2 separate regions of the Homo sapiens genome follow, and region 1 is linked to region 2. The links are chromatin contacts, found by Hi-C or POLR2A ChIA-PET in ENCODE. All regions are on one chromosome and are shown on one strand. The core of a region is the stretch at or near the end of the contact, and the rest is flanking DNA. Distances in the headings are between cores, read along the strand shown.

What was found. Hi-C counts contacts between places; a loop is a spot of excess contacts on that map. ChIA-PET counts read pairs that join two places held with the same protein, here RNA polymerase II (POLR2A). Pooled maps may share reads with other maps.
Region 1: a pooled map shows a loop between it and region 2 (2.0-fold over the local background). The contact joins two enhancer-like sites. A Hi-C loop is called at or near these places in 2 of 168 maps with a recorded cell type or tissue (astrocyte of the cerebellum and sciatic nerve) and 1 of 50 pooled maps. POLR2A ChIA-PET finds 5 or more read pairs at or near these places in 6 of 52 experiments (CD4-positive, alpha-beta T cell, CD4-positive, alpha-beta memory T cell, CD8-positive, alpha-beta T cell and 3 more).

Annotation. Positions count from the first base shown.
Region 1 is chr11:118,895,005-118,901,373 of GRCh38, forward strand. It overlaps CXCR5 (C-X-C motif chemokine receptor 5), which reads left to right. Exons shown (of 2, transcript NM_001716.5): 2 at 1-2,783. It overlaps BCL9L (BCL9 like), which reads right to left. Exons shown (of 10, transcript NM_001378213.1): 8 at 5,615-6,369; 9 at 4,913-5,194; 10 at 1,132-4,504. The coding sequence ends at 3,411. Among named protein-coding and RNA genes, the nearest start is that of MIR4492, 13 kb to the right of the region's middle. RefSeq lists enhancers at 760-1,518, 3,138-3,645. Within about 2 kb of position 1,400, at least 8 of the 41 ENCODE cell types and tissues checked have a DNase peak (open chromatin) inside an H3K27ac peak, as active enhancers do.
Region 2 is chr11:118,711,216-118,717,917 of GRCh38, forward strand. All of the region lies in intron 2 of LOC124902766 (endogenous retrovirus group K member 7 Env polyprotein-like), which reads right to left. Among named protein-coding and RNA genes, the nearest start is that of TREH, 35 kb to the left of the region's middle. RefSeq lists enhancers at 4,381-5,186, 5,187-5,994, 5,995-6,702. Within about 2 kb of position 4,695, at least 6 of the 41 ENCODE cell types and tissues checked have a DNase peak (open chromatin) inside an H3K27ac peak, as active enhancers do.

The sequences.
Region 1 (6,369 bases), core at 150-2,649, 180 kb after region 2:
TGCCAACGGAGAGCGCCTGCCCCTCCCAGAACACACTCCATCAGCTTAGGGGCTGCTGACCTCCACAGCTTCCCCTCTCTCCTCCTGCCCACCTGTCAAACAAAGCCAGAAGCTGAGCACCAGGGGATGAGTGGAGGTTAAGGCTGAGGAAAGGCCAGCTGGCAGCAGAGTGTGGCCTTCGGACAACTCAGTCCCTAAAAACACAGACATTCTGCCAGGCCCCCAAGCCTGCAGTCATCTTGACCAAGCAGGAAGCTCAGACTGGTTGAGTTCAGGTAGCTGCCCCTGGCTCTGACCGAAACAGCGCTGGGTCCACCCCATGTCACCGGATCCTGGGTGGTCTGCAGGCAGGGCTGACTCTAGGTGCCCTTGGAGGCCAGCCAGTGACCTGAGGAAGCGTGAAGGCCGAGAAGCAAGAAAGAAACCCGACAGAGGGAAGAAAAGAGCTTTCTTCCCGAACCCCAAGGAGGGAGATGGATCAATCAAACCCGGCGGTCCCCTCCGCCAGGCGAGATGGGGTGGGGTGGAGAACTCCTAGGGTGGCTGGGTCCAGGGGATGGGAGGTTGTGGGCATTGATGGGGAAGGAGGCTGGCTTGTCCCCTCCTCACTCCCTTCCCATAAGCTATAGACCCGAGGAAACTCAGAGTCGGAACGGAGAAAGGTGGACTGGAAGGGGCCCGTGGGAGTCATCTCAACCATCCCCTCCGTGGCATCACCTTAGGCAGGGAAGTGTAAGAAACACACTGAGGCAGGGAAGTCCCCAGGCCCCAGGAAGCCGTGCCCTGCCCCCGTGAGGATGTCACTCAGATGGAACCGCAGGAAGCTGCTCCGTGCTTGTTTGCTCACCTGGGGTGTGGGAGGCCCGTCCGGCAGTTCTGGGTGCTCCCTACCACCTCCCCAGCCTTTGATCAGGTGGGGAGTCAGGGACCCCTGCCCTTGTCCCACTCAAGCCAAGCAGCCAAGCTCCTTGGGAGGCCCCACTGGGGAAATAACAGCTGTGGCTCACGTGAGAGTGTCTTCACGGCAGGACAACGAGGAAGCCCTAAGACGTCCCTTTTTTCTCTGAGTATCTCCTCGCAAGCTGGGTAATCGATGGGGGAGTCTGAAGCAGATGCAAAGAGGCAAGAGGCTGGATTTTGAATTTTCTTTTTAATAAAAAGGCACCTATAAAACAGGTCAATACAGTACAGGCAGCACAGAGACCCCCGGAACAAGCCTAAAAATTGTTTCAAAATAAAAACCAAGAAGATGTCTTCACATATTGTATTTATATATTTATATTTATATATATATTTATATAATGGTACAAAATGGCTGGGGGTGTGGCCATGGATGGAGGGAAGAGTAGGCTGGCCTGTGGCGTGGGTGGGAGGAGAGGGGACGGAGAGGGCACTCGGCCCGCTGCAATCTGACCCCTCTCTCCTCAGGGCAGGAAACACAGAGTCAGACAGTTTGGGGGGGTCTTGGGCCAGGGGTGGAGGGCTCAAGGGCACAGGGCCCAGGCTGAGGCAGGGCGGGCAAAGCGCCTGGCAGGATGAAGGGCAAGTGGCCCCCCAAACACAGAGGCCCTGGCCATGGACCCTGGGAGGTGACCGGGGTGAGTCAGGGGCCTGTTGTCAGCCCCAGAGGAAGCGCTGGACCTGGCCGATGGTGGGCCGAGAGGACAGCACCAGGCTGGGAGAAGTGGGGCGAGTTCCCTTTGTATTACAGCTGCCAGTGCAAGACCAGGCCCTCCAGGCCAGGAAGGCTAGGGACGGGTCCTGGTAGAAGACACCCTGTCTAGAATGGCCCTTGGTCCTGGAGGTGGGGCGCAAAAGGCCTCAGCCAGGGAACTGCCCTGCCACCTCCCGAGGCAGGAAAGGAAGTGAGAAAAGGAGAAGTTTTTTTACTCCTGGGGCCAAAGTAGGGGGACAAACACCCAGTCGTATATGGCTTCAGCTCTGACCAAAGGCGGATAGGGAGCTCTCCTGGGTAGGAGCAGGGAGCCAAGGGGGAGGCAGTGGCTGTGCCTGGGTGGGCACAGACAGATCTGGTACATGGCCCTGAGCCCTGGGCAGAGGGACAACCTTGCCGGTGAGTGGGCAGGCAGAGAGGAGGCGGCAGGATGCTGTTTCCCCGATTCCATCCTCAGGGAGTGGAGACTGGAGGGGAGGTGCACTGACTCAGATGAACTGTTCTCCCCCTTCTTTGATAAGAAGTAGGTGGCAGCAGCCTCTGGAAAAGTCAGGGCCCTGGAGGTTACCTGGCCCAGGGCTACTACAGCCACAGGCCCCAGTGGCACCATGCCACCCCTTCCATGGCTCCACTCAAGGGGGCCACACAGCCACCGCCTCTTCCTCCTTTCCTTCATCCCAAACTGGGACAAAAGACTTCAAGTTCTGGCTAAGATGTAGCAGCAGCGGATGCCCGGGCATCCAAAGTGGAAAGCCAGGGCCCCGTGTCACCGGTGTGGGCAAACACACATGCACGTGCACACATGTTCTCCCTGAATCACTCAGCAGCAGACAGGCTGCCGCCCTGGGGGTCTCAGCCCTGCTAGGGCTCACCAGGTGGAAGCCTAGGTGGTCTGACCTCAGTTTAGGAGTGGGTCATTTACGTCATCTTACCATTTGGGGACGAGACAGGAATGGTATCCCTTAGGGACCCAGAGACACTGCAAACAGTGGGTGGCCATGTAGGGCTGCATGTCCCTGGGTCCAGGGGAATGGAGGGAGCAATAACTTGAAGAAGGGGGGAAGGGTTTCTTTTATCCTTTTTTTTTTGTGTGACTTCTATCAAAACACAGAAATACAGCACACGCACAAACCAGCACAAAAGCGCAGCGCTCTATTTACAGCTCCGGCTGGCACCTGCCCACCTGGCCAGCCGCCTGCAGGGAGGGGTGGGAGAGGGGTCAGCCACATCAGCAGGGAAAGGATACGAAGCAGGTAAAGACAGAAGGAAAATGGGCGGGTGCGGAGAAACCAAGAGGGAGGTGGAGCTCCAGCAATGCGGACACGAGGAGACAGGAGCAGAAGGGGCTGGGGGAGACCTGACCTGTCCTTCCTCTCTCCCCCCAGATTCCCATCCAGGACTCCAAAAGCATAGCTGAAGGGGGTGTGGCGGGTGCAGGGATGCACGGAAAGAGGTAAAATAGAGAGGCTCCATAGGAATTGGGAGGAGTGGGGGAGGGGCAGTCCTGGTGGCCGAAATGGAACCAACCCCAATGCAAAATCCCCCACCCCACACTGCCACTTCCCCCTAAGCTGCCAGCACATCTGGTTTCCACAAATGCCACTCCCTACACAAGCCCCCTCCCACCCCCTCCACCCCACCCCGCGACCCAGGCCATCCCAACATTGAGGGGAAGAACTTTGTTAAGGTTATCGTATTTGCAACATTGCCCCGGCTCCAGCCCTGGCAGCGACTTCTAGAAGGGCAGGTTGGCCATGCCGCCTGGTGCCGGGAGGTAGCCCATCTGGCTGTCCAGGGACACACTGCGCTGCCGAAGGGGGTGGGACACCATGAGGTTCTGCTGGGGCGGGGGGCCCATGAGGGAGCCCTGCGGGGAGAGCATGTGGGGCGGCTGGCTGTAGACCTCGCCCCCCACGCCCCGCTGCTTCATCAGCATGAAATTCTGCTGGGTCATGAGGCCTTGTGGAGGGGACATGACCCCCTGGTGCAGGCCATGGGGCACCATCCCCTGCTGTGGGGGCACGCCTGTCCTGCCCAGCAAGGACATCTGTCCAGGGTGGCACATGGACATGTTGAGCCCCCGCTGGACGCCCTGCTGGCCTGGGAGGTTGGGAGGCCGAGAGGGAGTCTGCTCCGCCATCATGTTCTGCAGGTTCATGAGATGCAGATTAGGGGGCTGAGCCTTGGGGGGCTGGTTCTCGCTCTTGGGGAAGTACTGGAGGGTGCTGCTTGGCTTCTCAGAGGGGATGATCCTCGACAAGTCGAACTCGGGGATCCCCGTTGGGGTGGGCCGGATCACCTCGCTCAGCTCGGGGTCGTTCAGCACTGATGCCACCCCAGGGAGCACACCCGGTGGGTATGCGTCGCCCATGCGCCCAGCCATGGCTTTGCCCATCAGGTGCTGCTGGGGAGGCATGGGGCCTGGCGGCTGGTTGGGCAGGTCCTCGGGAGGCAGGGCCATGCCTGACGGGTAGTGCTGCTGCAGGCCAGGCCCCCCGCCCCCACCCCCAGTGGGGGCCATGGCACCATGGGGCTGCTGCAGCCGAGGGGGGAAGGGCATCATCTGGGAGGAGCTGGGCACTGGGCCACAGGGGGCATTCAGGGAGTCGGGGCCCCCTGGGGCCATCATCATGGAGTTTTGAGGGGGCCCCCCTGTCCCCTGTGCGTTGGGATGCAGTGGAATGTTGGAGCCCAGAGGGGTGGGGGAGGGCAGCATGGCGGGCGGGGGCTCATGGGACAGGGGCTGCTGGCCTGGCAGGTTCATGCCCATAGGGCTCTGGGCAGCGGCTGAGTTCAGGTGCATCTGGCTGGGCTGGCTGTTGCTGATCCCTGTAGGGAATAGAAGACAGGGGGTCAGGCACGGTGTGCCCAGCTCGGGGAGGGTGCAGGGCTCAGGCCTTCCCCACTCCCAAGCCAGGGGGTGCCAGAGGTCAAAGTCTTCACCACTGGCTTCCCCTGGCTGGGAGGGAAGGGACTGGAGGCATTGATGCTAGAAGCCAAGAGACCAAGTTCTGGCCCAGTTCGCCAGACACACCACCAGGTGTTGGAAAGACCACTCGAGTGCTCTGGGCTGGGTTTCCCTAATGACTCCAGCGAGTGGGAACAGCATCCCGGAGCCTCCACCCCCACACCCAGGGCCTTCAGAGGCACAAAAAAGCCAGCACAACCACAGCTGTGCTCCCCGCTCCCAGTGCCCACACCAGCTGGCCTCCCTGGGGCCCTGGCCTGTCCTCGCACCTGGCCCGGAGCCCTGCGGTGGTGGTGGGGGGGGCAGCAGGGGCCGGTCGGGCAGCAGCTCGTCGTCTGAGGTGGCGATGGTCTTGATGGCATTGTGGTAGAGCGGGGTGGAGCTGGGCATGGCGTACTTGGACATCTGGGTCATCATCAGTGACAGGGGGTTCTGGGAAGGTGTGGGGTCTGGGGAGGAAGTGAATGGTAGGCTGGGGTTCATGAGGCCGCTGGGAGGGTTGGCGGGAGGTGCTGAGGAGCTGCTCCGGGGGCCGCTAGGCGGGAGGGTACCTACAGAAACGGGGAGACAAAGAGAGCAGGGGTGACTGGGGAGGGGCAGATGAGTTTGGCTGTGGATATGGGGAGGTTTAGGAAGCGGTCAGTTCCCCAAATCACCTGGTCCTTCAGACACACCCACAGGCCCCCACTATCTCCAGAGCCCACCAGTCTTCAAGCAATTCCTGCAGCCTCAGGGCCCCAGGCAAGGGGAAGATCCCAGGCCCCAAGTACGATCACTCAAAATGCCTGGGAGACTCACGTGGTACCCCCTGAGAAAGCCCACAAATGTCATCATCTGCCCCATAAGCAGAGCCATCCACCTCTGGGCCCGTGGTACACAGGCCCTTACTCACTCACTGCCCAGCCCCAGCATGGACACACTGCTCAGCGCCTGCCTGCCTGCCTGCCTGCCTGCCTGCGCAATTGACTCACCCTGTTCCATGTTGCTCAGGGTGGTGGAAGAGTTCATGTTGAGAGGCGGCTGCTTGTTCTGGGAGACCCCCGGGCTGGGCATGGCCGTCTTAGGTGAGGCAACCCAGCCTGGAGAAGGCACCGCCATGGAAGGAGACTTGAGCCTGCTGGGCGAGCCAGTGGGTGAACGGACACTGAGGGAGGAGCCGAGGACCTGGGGCGACTTGAGAGGTCCTGGCGGGTTGGCAGAAGGCAAGGGCACCATCTGTGAGGGAGTCTGGGGTGACTTGAGGTTGGCAGAGGGCGAGGTGACCAGGGGTGAGTGCACCTGGCTAAGGGTGGGCGACTTCAAGTGCCCCATGCCCGGTGAGCCCATCTGATTAATACTGATGGTGAGGTCCGAAGGCCGCCTGCCTAGCCCCCGGTTTGGGGCTGAATGCACGGTCCCAGGAGGATTGGACGCAGGGGGCAGAGGCATGTGGCTGAGCCGGGTGGTGCCCACGTTGCTCATGGGCATTGAGCTCTGATCAGGGCTGAACATGTCTTGGGTATTGCCCATGTCCTGGGACATGGCTTGGTAGGGTCCCTGGCCTCCAGAGAATCCCTGCTGGCCCTGGTTGGGAAACTGTGAAGGCATCAGCATCTTCTGCGGGCCGCCCATCACGCCACTGCTGTTCTGGGCCCGAACCCGGGCCATCTCCTCAGGACTGAGGCCCTGGGGCCCCATCAAGTCCCCAGGGCCCCGCATCTTCTGCGACATCAGCATCTGCTGCTGC
Region 2 (6,702 bases), core at 3,445-5,944:
GGTTTCTCTGTGTTGCCTAGGCTGGTCTCAAACTCCTGACCTCAGGCAATTCGCCCGCCTCGGCCTCCCAAAGTGCTAGGATTACAGGTTTGAGCCACTGCGCCCGGCGGAGATATGTTTATGTAGATATTTGTATGAAGTTCACAGTCACTGCTGTGTGTAGTTAAGTAATTGGTAACAATTCTGGTATAGAAATGGCTTCCAAAAATACTCTACACAGTAGGCACACCTACTGTGCCTATCATCCAGTACTGCAACATGAATGCAGGTTATAAGTAGTCTTCAAATATGAACCTGGCTTACAGTCCCTGGCACTGAAAATACAGGTAATGGAAGGGAACCAAGCTTTGAAACGTATGGAGCCATAAGTTAAACTATAGAAGATGCTTCCAAATATTATGGGGTTCACACCTGTAATCGCAGCACTTTGGGAGGCTGAGACGGGAGGATCACTTGAGCCCAGGGTTCAAGACCAGCCTGAGCAACATGGCAAGACCCTGTCTCTATATTAAGAAAAAATTTAAAGCTGGGGGTGGTGGCTCATGCCTGTAATCCCAGCACTTTGGGAAGCCAAGGCAGGTGGATCACCTGAGGTCGGGAGTTTGAGACCAGCCTAACCAGCATGGAGAAACCCTGTCTCTACTAACAATACAAAATTAGCCAGGCATGGTGGCACACGCCTGTAATCCCAGCTACTCGGGAGGCTGAGGCAGGAGAATTGCTTGAACCCGGGAGGCAGAGGTTGCTGTGAGTCGAGATTGTGCTGTTACACTCCAGCCTGGGCAACAAGAGCAAAACTCCATCTCCAATTAAATAAATAAATAAATTTAAAAATTAAAACAGCAACAACAACAAAAAACAAATCTTACAGCTCATATATGAAAGAAACCTGATCAAGATTTCCCCAACATTGACAACAACTCTAAAATTGCACTTTTCCAATAATGTGTTAGAAGCTGAAACTTTTCTAGACTATAACTTTAAAACAACAATTTTTTTTAATAAAAAAAATTTTTTTGAAACAAGGTCTCACTCTGTCACCCAGGCTGGAGTGCAATGGCGCGATTACACCTCACTGCAGCCTAGACCTCCCTAGGGGGCTCAAGGGATCCTCCCACCTCAGCCTCCCCAGCAGGTGTGCACCACCACACCCAGCTAATTTTTATAGAGACAGGGTTTCACAATGTTGCCCAGGCTGGTCTCCAACTCCTGAGCAATCTTCCTGCCTCAGCCACCCAAAGTGAGCCACTGCGCCCAGCATTTTTTTTTTTTTTTTTTTTTTTTTTTGAGACGGGGTCTCTCTGTTGCCCTGGCTGGAATGTAGTGGTGTGATCTCGGCTCACTGCAGCCTCCAACTCCCAGGCTCAAGTGATCCTGTTACCAGAAAGGGGTCCCAAACCAGATCCAAAGAGAGGGTCCTTGGATCACGAGCAAGAAAGAATTTGAGGCAAATCCATAGAGTAAAGTGAGAGCAAGTTTATTAAGAAAGTAAAGGAATAAAAAATGGCTATTCCATAGGCAGAGCAGCAAGCAGCATGAACTTATTACTTCTTGATTATATGCTAGACAAGGAATAGATTATTCATGAGTTTTCGGGGAAAGGGGTGGGCAATTCCCGGAACTGAGGGTTCCTCCCTCTTTTTAAACCATATAGGGTAACTTCCTCACGTTGCTACGGCATTTGTAAACTGCCATGGTGTTGGTGGGAGTGTATATATGCTAATACATACATACATATAATTAGCATATAATGAGCATGAGGATGACCAAAGGTCACTTCCATCGCCGTTTGGTTTTGGTGGGTTTTGGTTGGCTTCTTTACTGAAACTGTTTTATTAGCAAGGTCTTTGTGACCTGTATCTTGTCTGACCTCCTGTTTTATCCTGTAACTAAGAATGCCTGGGGCTGGACGCGGTGGCTCACGCCTGTAATCCCAGCACTTTGGGAGGCCGAGGTAGGCGGATCACGAGGTCAGGAGTTCAAGACCAGCCTGGCCAACATGGTGAAATTCTGTCTCTACTAAAAATACAAAAATTAGCCAGGCATAGTGGCAGGCATCTGTAATCCCAGCTACTCAGGAGGCTGAGGCAGGAGACTCACTTGAACCCGGGAGGTGGAGGTGCAGTGAGCCGAGATCGTGCCACTGCACTCCAGCCTGGGCAACAAGAGCAAGACTCTGTCTCAAAAAAAAAGGAATGACTGAACCTCCTGAGAATGAAGCCCAGTAGGTTTCATTTTACCCAGCCCCTATTCAAAATGGAGTCTAGGCCAGGCGTGCTGGCTCACACCTGTAATCCCAGCACTTTGGGAGGCTGAGGCAGGCGGATCACAAGGTAAGGAGTTTGAGACCAGCCTGGCCAATATGGTGAAACCCCGTCTCTACTAAGAAATACAAAAATTAGCCAGACATGGTGGTGCACACCTGTATTCCCAGCTACTCAGGAAGCTGAGGCAGGAGAATTGCTGGAACCCAGGAGGCAGAGGTTGCAGTGAGCCAAGATCACACCACTGGACTCCAGCCTGGGCAACAGAGTGAGACTCCATCTCAAGAACAAAAAAACAACAAAAAAACCTCAAATGGAATCTAAAGTTCAAACGCCTCTGACATCTTAGGAAGCCGAAGCAGGAGGATCACTTGAGCCCAGGAGTTTGAGAAAAGCCTGGACAACATAGTGAGACACTGTCTCTATAAAAAAAAATTTTTTAATTGGCCAACCATGGTGTTGCACACTGGTAATCCCAGCTACTCAGGAGGCTGAGGCGGGAGGACCACTTGAGCCCAGCAGGTTGAGGCTGCAGTGAGCTATGACTGCACCATTGCACTCTAGCCTGGGCGACAGAGCAAGACCTCATCTCTCTAAAAAAGAGAAAATAAATAAATAGTATTTGCTTTATTTACAACTGTTTATTTGTCATTTTGGGTTATTTTATTAAAAAATGGTACCTCAAATTGTATTAGTCTCAGGGCCTTGTGAACCCAAAAGTATCTGAGACAGGTCTCAATCGATTTTGAAAGTTTATTTTGCTGCTGGGCGTGGTGGCTCACGCCTGTAATCCCAGCACTTTGGGAGGCCGAGGTGGGCAGATTACAAGGTCAAGAGATTGAGACCATCCTGGCCAACATGGTGAAACCTCGTCTCTACTAAAAATACAAAAAATAAACTGGGCGTGGTGGTGCGTGCCTGTAGTCCCAGCTTCTCAGGAGGCTGAGGCAGGAGAATTGCTTGAACCCAGGAGGCAGAGGTTGCAGTGAGCTGAGATCACACCACTGCACTCCAGCCTGGTGACAGAGCAAGACTTCGTCTGAAAAAAAAAAAAAAGTTTATTTTGCAAAGGTTAAGCAGGGCCCATGGCACAGTCTCAGGAGGCCCTGATGACATGTGCCCAGGGTGGTCAGAATACAGCTGAAGTGGGCGGATCACCTGAGGTCAGGAGTCCAAGACCAGCCTGACCAACATGGAGAAACCCTGTCTCTACTAAAAATACAAAATTAGCCGGGCATGGTGACACATGCCTGTAATCCCAGCTACTCAGGAGGCTGAGGCAGAAGAATCGCTTGAACCCAGGAGGCAGAGGTTGTGGTGAGCCGAGATCACACCATTGCACTCCAGCCTGGGCAACAACAGCAAAACTCTGTCTCCAAAAAAAAAAAAAAAAAAAAAAAAAAAAACAGTTATCAGTAAAAAAGGAATGTCTGGGTTATGATAAGTGGATGTGGAGATCAAGGTTTTATCATGTAAATGAAGCCTCCATGTAGCAGGCTTCAGAGAGAATAGATTGTAAATGTTTCTTATCAGAGGTAAGGTTTGTGTTGATGTTGATGCTGGAGGGATAATGAGGCATGTCCAACCTCCTTTTCTATCATGGCCTGAACTAGTTTTTCAGGTTAACTTTGGAATGTCTTTGGCCAAGAGGAGGGGTCCATTCAGATGATTAGGGGGGCCTTAGAATTTTATTTTTTATTTACAGCCCCCAAACCCACATCTGCCCCTGCACACAGTGACTGCCCCCGTTACCCTGGGGAATGGCTGCAGATCCCTCTGTGCATATGGGGTGGGAGGGTGAGGGCGTGGGGAAGAGTCACAGGTTACCTGTGGCACATTGCAGGGTCCTTCCCAAAGGGGCCTGGCCTGTCTCAGGCCACAGGCCCTGGATCCCTGCACTAGCTTAGCTCTGAGGCCTGTGTAAAAGGTTGTGAAACCACACTGCAGTGACTTGATTTTCAGGGTTGCCCCATCTTTTGGCTTCCCTGGGCTGCTCTGGAAGAAGAATTGCCTTGGGCTGCACATAAAATACACTAACGATAGCTGATGAGCTAAAAAAAAAAAAAAAATCACAAAAAAATCTCATGATGTTTTAAGAAAGTTTGAGAATTTGCATTGGGCCGCATTCAAGGCTGTCTCGGGACACATGCACTCTGTGGGCTGTGGGTTGGACAAGCTTGATTTAGGTTTTGTTCCACCAGACTGGAGTGTTTCATCCTGCCTGTGTCTAGCAGCATGTTAGAAGGCTGCATTCTCTTAGCAGAGACCCTGTGATTGAGACAGAGCAGGATTCCTCCTTAGAGGCCTGTGGCTGCTCCCCCGACCACCCCAGCATGGAAATAAAACAAAAACCTTGAGTTCCTTCCTTCAAGGGAAATTCCAGGCACCTAGCTGACCTTGAGAAGTAAATGAGCAACTTGATAAGCCAGAAAGTGTGAAAGGAAGAATAAAATCTTGGGAGCCCAAATTCACTATGCCAAAAAGGAAAAGTTAAGTGTGGAAGCTGAGTCACGGGAGGGGGCGGGAACAAGTGCCTTTCCTTTTGTTTCTAAACTGATAGCTGCAGATGGAAGGCCACAGGTGGCCTCCTTCACCCTGACAATGTAAATTAACAGCTTATCTTTGCAGGCGGGGGATGAGGGTAGGTAAGGGACAAGAGGAGACTAGAAATCATCGTCCCCACCCACTCCAAGATAAATGCATATTTGACTGTTTCCTGTACTCTGTTTATTTTGTCTTATGTAAAGTGCCAATTTACCATGTGAGATGAATACAGAATTGACTGTTCCTTTTACCCCCCGCCCCCACCCCCTTTTTTTTTTTTCTTTTTTTGAGACGGAGTCTTGTTCTGTCACCCAGGCTGGAGTGCAGTGGTGTGATCTTGGCTCACTGCAACTTCTGCCTCCCGGGTTCAAGCGATTCTCCTGCCTCAGCCTCCCCAGTAGCTGGGATTACAGGCGTGCATCACCACGCCTGGCTAATTTTTGTATTTTTATTAGAGATGGGGTTTCGCCTTGTTGGCCAGGCTGGTCTCAAACTCCTGACCTCAGGTGATCCTCCCACCTCGGCCTCCCAAAGTGCTGGGATTACAGGCGTGAGCCACCGTGCCCGGCCTTCTACTCCCTTTTTTTCCTGTGCAACATGTGGATTCAGTGAGCTTAAACAAAGCCGCAAAACAAAGTGACCATATCCTCCCTCTTTTTTTTTTTTTTAATGTTCCCTTTCCCCTCCTGCCTGCTTTTTCCCCTTTACTTTTTATTTTTATTTTTTGAGATGGCGTCTCTCTCTGTCACCCAGGCTGGAGTGCAATAGCGTGATCTTGGCTCACTGCAACCTCCGCCTCCCAGGTTCAAGCGATTCTCCTGCCTCAGCTTCCTGAGTAGCTGGGATTACAGGTGCATGCCACCACACTCGGCTAATTTTTGTATTTTTAGTAGAGACAGGGTTTCACCATGTTGGTCAGGCTAGTCTCAAACTCCTGACTTTGTGATCCAGCTGCCTCGGCCTCCCAAAGTGCTGGGATTACAGGCCTGAGCCACTGTGCCCGGCCACTTTCATGCACGTCCGTGTAAAGAGACCACCAAACAGGCTTTGTGTGAGCAATAAAGCTTTTAATCACTTGGGTGCAGGCAGGCTGAGTCCAAAAAGAGAGTCAGTGAAGAGAGATAGGGGTGGGGCCATTTTATAAGATTTGGGTAGATAAAGGAAAATTACAGTCAAAGGGGGTTGTTCTCTGGCAGGCAGGAGTGGGGGTCACAAGGTGCTCAGTGGGGGAGCTTTTGAGCCAGGATGAGCCAGGAGAAGGAATTTCACAAGACAATGTCATCAGTTAAGGCAGGAACGGGCCATTTTCACTTCTTTTGTGGTGGATTGTCATCAGTTAAGGCAGCAACCAGCCATCTGGATGTGTACGTGCAGGTCACAGGGGATATGATGGCTTAGCTTGGGCCCAGAGGGCTGACATTCCTGTCTTCTTATATTAATAAGAAAAATAAAATGAAATAGTGGTAAAGTGTTGGGATGGCGAAAATTTTGGGGGATGGTATGGAGAGATAATGGGGGATGTTTCTCAGGGCTGCTTCGAGCGGGATTAGGGGTGGCGTGGGAACCTAGAGTGGGAGAGATTAAGCTGAAGGAAGATTTTGTGGTAAGGGGTGATATTGTGGGGTTGTTAGAAGAAACATTTGTCATTTAGAATTATTGGTGATGGCCTGGATACAGTTTTGTATGAATTGAAAAACTAAATGGAATAAGAGAAGGAGAAAAACAGGTATAAAAGGTCTAAGAATTGGGACGACTCAGGACATCTGATTAGAGAGTGCCTAAGGAGATTCAGCATAGTCCTGCCAGCAAAGATTATTTATTTACTTCAAGAGGTAAGAGTGGCAGTTTGGGGATAGCACCAGGAGATATCAGCTGTGATGGCTTAGAGAAACAG